Linked DNA regions of Mus musculus: regions 1 and 2 are each linked to region 3. A link is a loop called in an ENCODE intact Hi-C map of the cell type or tissue named here. Cell type or tissue: gastrocnemius. All regions are shown on one strand. Region 1 holds the start of Hoxa4 (homeobox A4). Region 2 has its middle 38 kb from the start of Halr1. Region 3 overlaps Skap2 (src family associated phosphoprotein 2).

Region 1 (2,500 bases), 180 kb before region 3:
TAGTGGATCGCCCTCGCTTGCTGTACTTCCTTGACCCGCTTGTTCAGCGGCCCTTCTACCCATCCTCCCTGTGCAGCTCCAGCCCTGGCTTCGCAAAGCAGGGACTCCCTAACAGCCGGGTGGATGTGTAGGGCGTGGACAAAGAATCAAAGGGCGAGAAAAATGGGTCCGTAGGCCTCCTTCGTTTTATTCCAGAGCTAGGATAAAAAGCCAGGGTCTGCCTCTTGGTCCCAGTGCCCTTCCCTCTCCTGGAGGGCCTCGAACCCTCGGAGGACCACCCGAAGCCTGGTTGGACTGGAGATCGGCGCTGAGTCGTGGCGACCAGCTGCCCAGAGGCCTAGGACAGACGTGGGCAGGAACAGGGCTCGAAAGGACCCGCAGTCTAACAGGCCCCAACTTCTCAGCCGGAACCCAAGTTGGGGGGCCCGAGGAACCCAAGCTCGCTTCTCCCACCCTGAAGGCTAGCAGCATCCATCACGCATCCCCCGCGCGTTTCCTGATCCGGGTCCGCGCGCGCGGATTTCCCATTGGCCGGATCGCAGCACGTGGGGCGCGGGGGCGGGGCGCGCAGGGCCACGGGGAGCGCGCGCGGGCGGGGGAGGAGCGGCGCGGACTTCGGCGGCGGCGACGGCGGGAGGGGGAGGGGCAGTCGTTTGACAGCGGGGGGAGGGGCGGGCGCCGGGGCCGGGGGGGGGGGGGGGGGGGGATGGGAAGCGCGGCGAGAGGGGGAGGGGCCTCGGCGAGCGCAGAAAAACGACACCGCGAGAAAAATTAGTATTTTTGCACTTCACAAATTAATGACCATGAGCTCGTTTTTGATAAACTCCAACTACATCGAGCCCAAGTTCCCTCCTTTCGAGGAGTTCGCCCCGCACGGTGGCCCGGGCGGTGGGGACGGCGCCGTGGGCGGGGGTCCCGGCTACCCGCGGCCCCAGAGCGCCCCGCACCTGCCGGCCCCGAACCCGCACGCGGCCCGCCAGCCCCCCGCTTACTACGCGCCGCGGGCGCGCGAGCCCAGCTACCCCGGGGGCCTGTACCCCGCGCCCGCCGCCGCCTGTCCCTACGCCTGCCGCGGGGCCAGCCCCGCGCGACCCGAGCAGTCCCCGGCCCCCGGCGCGCACCCCAGCCCGGCCCCGCAGCCCCCCGCGCCCCCTCGGCACTGCGCTCCCGGCCCCACCACCCCGGCTGTCGCGACGGGGGGCAGCGCCCCCGCGTGCCCGCTGCTGCTGGCGGACCAGGGCCCGGCGGGCCCGAAGGGCAAGGAGCCGGTGGTGTACCCCTGGATGAAGAAGATCCACGTGAGCGCCGGTATGTGGCGCCGCCGGGAGGGCAGCGGGCGTGGGGGCGCGGGGCAGGGCGCGGGAGGGGACCCCCATCTGGCCGGCGCTTTGGCTGTGGGTGTGTGCGCGCCGCCCGCAGCCTGGTCCTAACGTGAGAACCCTTTTGTACCCAGGGTCCCTTTATCCTGAGATTTACGAGACGCCAAACTGTTAGGGCAGTAATTATAGCCCCCATAAATTTAATTGCCCTGGCAGAGGCTCCCGGCCATGTGTCTTTGAAGCTTTTCTTCAGCCCCAAAGCCCAGCACCATTCTTTATGGCTCTCGGGTGTTTCCCGTTGTCAATAGCCTGTGAAACATTTTCTTTGCCTTTTTATGTATCTTGTGTGAACTTGGTGTCAGGTTATTATATAATGATGATGTCCGATTGCTCTTCCCCACCCTATCTCCTCTCTCCTCCCCTCCTCCTCTTCTACTTCTTCCTCTTTGGCCTTCTCTTTCGGGGTTCTGGTGTTCAGTCAACTCCAGTTATAACGGAGGCGAACCTAAGCGCTCTCGAACCGCCTATACCCGGCAGCAAGTCTTGGAACTGGAGAAGGAATTCCACTTTAACCGCTACCTGACCCGGCGGCGCCGCATCGAGATCGCCCACACGCTCTGCTTGTCGGAGCGCCAGGTCAAGATCTGGTTTCAGAACCGGAGAATGAAGTGGAAGAAAGACCACAAACTTCCCAACACCAAGATGCGATCTTCCAACACTGCCTCGGCCCCTGCCGGCCCGCCTGGGAAAGCACAAACTCACAGCCCACACCCCCATCCCCACCCTCTCCCTGGTGCTTCCACACCCATTCCCTCCTCCATATAATCTAGAGACCTGGATCAGTTTCTCTCACTTATGTGCCCTACTCATCTCCTGCTCCTGTCCTCATCTGCTCTTCCCTAAGTAAACCCGAGACACCAAAACAAAATCCAACTTGCTGGAAACCATAACCAAAAAGAAGACATTATCCCTGGTTGGTGTGACCCCTCCAAGAGGACGTCTGTCCTCGTCCTCGTTACTGCTTAGTGGAACAACCTGCTGACCTGGACAACTTTGCCAGGATTGGACACCTGTAAGAAAGCACTGGCCATCGACTACCTTTGAGTCAGCCAGACAGCACGTGCTGACTGGGGACATGTACTTGTATGCAGAAGAAGCAGGCCGGTTCCCAGCTTCCCAGC
Region 2 (2,500 bases), 55 kb before region 3:
GATGGCTGAGGCAGAAAAGCAGCTACTGCATAAGCGCGAGGACCTGAGTTCAGGTTCTAGCGCCCACATAAAAGCTGGGTGCAGTGTGTAACCAGGTACCACAGAAACAAGGGGGTCCCTGGAGTTCCTTGGCCAGCAAGTATAGCTGAGTTGGTCTCCAGAGTCAGTGAGATCACCTGTCTCAAAAAAAGAGGTACAAAAGAAGAGGGTGATGGAGGATGCCTGATGGTGACCTCTGGCTTTTGTACATATCTATGCACCTGTGTGCTTTTGCACACATATGCACAGGTACACACACACACACACACACACACATACACACAAACATACATATATCTCTCATATACACACAAGTTTTGTTTTAGTAGAAGGAAAACTGGATTTATACGGGTTCTTTGTGTTCTCTGCTACAGCTATGGCCTTTATCATTTAACTTCCATGTACTCTGGTTCTCTCCTCTGCAATGCACTGAAAATGACATTGGCTTCATATAGTACCTATCTCATAGGCATGTCCATACTTTTTGTTTCTTAGTTCACAGAGACTCACATCTTTTATTCCTTGTGTATATGTGTTTCCCACCCTTTTTAAGTTTATTTTTCTAGAAATTTCCTGTTTAGATTTAGAATGGGCTCTAAAATGCTACTGGTTATTCAAGGACAGATCTAGCCATGACAGAGCCCGTGTGTGTGTGTGTGTGGGGGGGGAGCGGTGTTGATGCCTGACTGGCGTGACAGTCCTGTACACAAGCCACCTGATGTCTTACCATGTGTTGATATGCCTTTAATTCTAGGTTTTCAGACTGGCAGATGAAATTACTTCGTCAGCGATTTGAGGACCCCTTCATGCTGGGGCTGCCTCTGCTTCCCTTCCCCCACTCAGTACGTTTCCAACTGCCTGTCACTATTGACCTTAATAATAACCTCATATCCTCAACAGTTTAGCAACACATAAGAATTAATGTTTCCAGAAAAAAAAATGGTACATTCTAACTCCCCTACTCCAGTCCAAGATACATTGTTATGCACAATTATTGGGCTGCTGAAAGACAGTGCTGTAGAATAAGGGTAAAATCTACTCTAATCCTGGAGTTTTGCAAGAGAGGGAAGTAAGGCCTCGGTGTTCAGTGAAGCCATAAGCTTGCAGAAAGCGAAAGTTGTAATCAGCAGCCAAGCATGGGTTACACCACAGAACACACACATGCCTGCTGGAACTAGAGTGGTGTTTAAAAGCCAACACATTTGCTCCAAATACTGTGCACTGCTTTCTGCCAGGACCGGTACAAACTTGGGTTACACATCCCAGAGGACTCGCGTATGAAAGCTCGGGTGTCTTGGGATTAATCGAGCTCACGCCATTAGAGGAGCAATGCTCTGTTGTGCGTGTTTTCTCAGTGTTTTGCCTCCTTGGCTTGCTCACAGGGGCCTGCCTGTTTTTCCTCATTCTCTGCTGGGTCTTTAGACAGTGCTGTCTTTGACAGCAAGCTGGATAAATCATCAACTGCATGCTGATGAGCTGCTTTGCCTTCTTCTGTCTAAATCAGGACAGCCATGGAGACTGGAAGGGGACAGGGTGACGAGTATGTTAGCTCCCACCGTCCCTTGCTTCGCCTTTATCTGGGACATTTTCCATTTTCCACCTTTCCTCCACTGCGTCCTCAGTTTAGGACACTTTGTCTCCGGCCTCTTTTCTGCCAGGAGCATAACTGCTCCGTTGTCCTGATCATTTGTTTGTTTGCTTGCTTGTTTTTTTTACTGATCTTCTGTTCATTTCTCATAAGAAAGTAAGAGAGCTCCGAAAAAAACAAAAAAACAAGAAACAAAACCCCCAAAACCAGTGAGTCCACCCACTTCCATTCTCAGAGAAGCAACCTTCTCAAAGTCAGTTTTCATGTAAGGTGCTCCTCCTCCTCCTCCTCCTCCTCCCAAACAAACCTATGCCCAGATTTGTCTGGAGACTGCACATCCCCAGCCTTCCCGGGGATGCGCTCTGCAGATCTGGGAGGACACTGCACGCTCCCTTTGCCAGGTTTAAGATGATGACACCCCCGCCCCCAGATCCAAAGACTTTCAGTAGCATGCCCCCAACCAACCTTAGAAAGGGTTTCCTTTGCTATAGCTCTACAACTGAAGTTATAATTAAGCTTTATGTTATCACCCTGTAGCTAGTTATAATTTTAGATAACCTCAAACTTTACATCTTTTTTTAAAAAAATGATTTATTTTTATTTTATGTGCACAGCTGTTTTGCCTGCATGCATGTCTGTATGAGGGTGTCAGGTCCCCTGGAGCTGGAGTGACAGACAGTTGTGAGCTCCCTGTGGGTGCTGGGAATTAAACCCAGGTCCCCTGGAAGAGCTGACAGTGCTCTTAACCACTGAGCCATTTCTCCAGCCCCTTCACATCTATCTGGTTTGTTTGTTTGTTTGTTTTGTTTAGAAAGGGTTTCTCTGTATAATAGTCCCGCTGTCCTGAAACTAAAGAGCTCCATCTGCCTCTGA
Region 3 (2,500 bases):
GACTAGCATAATGTTTGAAATTAGTTTTTTCTAAAATACATGAGGGATTAGAAACAAATATCAAAATAATAACTTTGCAGATTACAAGTTAGCTTTACATTTTATTCTTAGGAGATGTTTTTAGCTCGTGGGTGTGATCTATGGTAAAGGAATAGAGGAAAGTGAGCTAGTCTTCATGGCTTAAAACAACGTTAAACAAGCTTTCAAAGAAAGTTGTTAAGATTTTTTGTGTAATTAACATCCTTAGAGGCTCTCAGTAGTCACTTGTCCCTTGAATCTTCTGGGGAGGCAGGATGACGGCAAGTCCATCACTCAGGTGTTCTTGGGAGAAAGTGCATGGTACAATTTAGAAGTATAAAGTTATAACAAAGTGATTGCATTGACTTGGATTTTAGAGGTATTGCTGTCATAGCTCTATGGTATATAGATATAAAGATAGTGCGTTCTTTTTTAAATTGAAGAAGAGATATGGATCCTGGTAGCTGTAAGCAGTCAAGGCTCTTAAAATGCATGGCACAGTGTGAATTAGTTAGAAACCAACCTTTACAGGAGTTTCAAGTCCTTTGCTTTTACAAGAAAGAAAATAATCTCACTTTATGTTTCCTATGCTCGTCATGTAAATCATCAGATGCCACACAAGTGTTTGCTGAGATAGGTGCTCAAATTTATGGTTTTTTGTAATCATGATTTTTCTTTGTCATTGTTTGGCTTTTTGATTACAGTAGCTTTTCACTACCATTTCAATATTTGTCCTCTTTTCATGCCTTTCCTTTAAAAAAGTAACTGAATGGAAATGCAAAAATAAAGTTACTACTCCCAACTCTTAGTTAGTAATATCCTTGAAAGAATGACAGTATAATAGTTTGAACAGTTATATTTTTTATGGAATCAATGTACTAAAAATTAAATGCCTTTATTTTTTTAAAAAATAAATGTTAAATTATTCCTTTTTAGTACAGTTTATATAAAATTTTGTTGAATCAACCTTTGACACCCCCCACTCTCAAACAATGAAAGAACAGGTTTATCCTGGATAATTCAAACCAAAGGATAGCCCCAAGCCTTGGCCATTTAATCTTACCTTATACCCAAATATTTTGACTAGAACTAATAGCAAGCATGGCCTTGATTTATGTGGGCGCTCCTCTGGCAGGCAGAAGGTGAACAGCCCTGGGAGTGCTGCCTGCTGCCTGCAGCGCTTGCTGGTCTAATCACCCTGGAAGGACGGGGCTGCTAGGAGTTCGCAATCAGATATTTGCACTCATTTTCATCCATTCATATCATATCAACAGATTTTAAGCGGGAAGTGTTACCTTTTTAATAAATTAGAAAATGAAACCACTGTTAGAAGAAAATAACCGTTGGGGCACTGAAAAATTAAAACCAAATTGAACAAGCCATAAGAAAGTGACTATATGGTTTTAGCAAGGTGACCTTGAGATTTGTTCAGATGGCAGTTTTGGTTAGAAATATTGCCTTTTCCCCCTACTGGGGATTTCCAGGACATTTTTTTTTTTTTCCTTTCACCTCCTTCACACAGTGTAATAGATCACACTGTTTGGGGCATTTGATAAAGAATGCAATTCAGTTGAAACCAAGGTAGGGTTTTTCAATGCCAAGTGCACTATGGCTTGTTTCTCACCTTTCCAATTCCTGTTTATAATTTGGTCACCACTTTAGCTTTATTTTCCTTGTAAGAATTATTTATGGTATATCTGGTGTTCATAGCTTCCTCCTGGAGCCCTGGCTGAGTATGCAAAGGGAAGAGTGCCACCTACTGAGTCACCAGTAGCCACCTTCTTCTAAGTACCTGGATTATCACAGAGCCAGGACAAGCCTCCCTATTTTGGCAGCAGCAACTAATGAGGATCAAGTCGATAAGAGAACATTGGGTCTGGAAGTGAGATCAACCTACGGCACCTCTAAGAGCCTTCCTTCTACAAATACGGATATGCATTTGCAAATCAAGGGTCCAGATGTTATAGAGATTTTGTCTGGGTCAAATAGTATCTGTAAATGAAGAAGTAGCATTAGGAAAATTACTTATCTATTTACTTAAGGGTAAAACACCTTCTTTTCTTGTTGGGGGCTATGTTAGCATGGCTTTCCAGTGAAAGTATTTTTCCTTGGATTACTAAGTAAGGCTCTTGAAAGTATGTGCATTTTAAATTGTTAATGTAATCTTAATCAGCATTAGTTTCTTTCAAAACATCTAACTGTACTAAAAAATGAACTTTCCGACTATGTTTATCTCTGCTGATTCTCGCCTTGAAGTGCTTGTAGAGAGAAGGTAAGGACACAAGAGGAGGGAAAGGCTCTGGTGGTTTGAAACACAGTTCAGTTGTTGCCCATAAATTGAATATTAAGTGTCATATATGGGTGATAAAAGTGGCACAGGCTAGGTTTTATATCCTCATTATTTATTTAGTTTGTCCTTTTCAATTAAAGCCAAGTCTATCTTTTTCATCCTACTGAGCTTACGTTTCTCTTCCAATCACAC

The links. Hi-C counts contacts between places; a loop is a spot of excess contacts. Peaks named below come from ENCODE experiments on the same cell type or tissue, not always from the same donor. Only the 100,000 strongest peaks of a DNase experiment are listed, where the experiment ranks them.
Region 1: a loop joins it to region 3, with 4 times the contacts of the local background. A loop is called at or near these places in 19 of 42 quality-filtered maps.
Region 2: it touches region 3 in a loop (1.9-fold over the local background); 2 of 42 quality-filtered maps call a loop at or near these places.

The regions. Positions count from the first base shown.
Region 1 is chr6:52,189,986-52,192,485 of GRCm38, reverse strand. All of the region lies in intron 2 of Hoxa3 (homeobox A3), which reads left to right. It overlaps Hoxa4 (homeobox A4), which reads left to right and starts at 783. Exons shown (of 2, transcript NM_008265.4): 1 at 783-1,308; 2 at 1,798-2,500. The coding sequence starts at 798. The coding sequence ends at 2,144. The region is part of intron 1 of LOC115490409 (a long non-coding RNA gene); the gene reads right to left. In gastrocnemius, a CTCF peak has its summit at 1,248; DNase peaks (open chromatin) are centred at 503, 925 and 1,214; H3K4me3 peaks cover 2,149 bases; H3K27ac peaks cover 2,372 bases.
Region 2 is chr6:52,063,230-52,065,729 of GRCm38, reverse strand. No RefSeq gene overlaps it. Among named protein-coding and RNA genes, the nearest start is that of Halr1, 38 kb to the left of the region's middle. In gastrocnemius, no CTCF peak of the experiment used is centred here; DNase peaks (open chromatin) are centred at 771 and 1,376; H3K4me3 peaks cover 1,217 bases; H3K27ac peaks cover 1,204 bases.
Region 3 is chr6:52,008,256-52,010,755 of GRCm38, reverse strand. All of the region lies in intron 1 of Skap2 (src family associated phosphoprotein 2), which reads left to right. Among named protein-coding and RNA genes, the nearest start is that of Skap2, 3.0 kb to the left of the region's middle. In gastrocnemius, a CTCF peak has its summit at 1,786 (motif pointing left); a DNase peak (open chromatin) is centred at 1,178.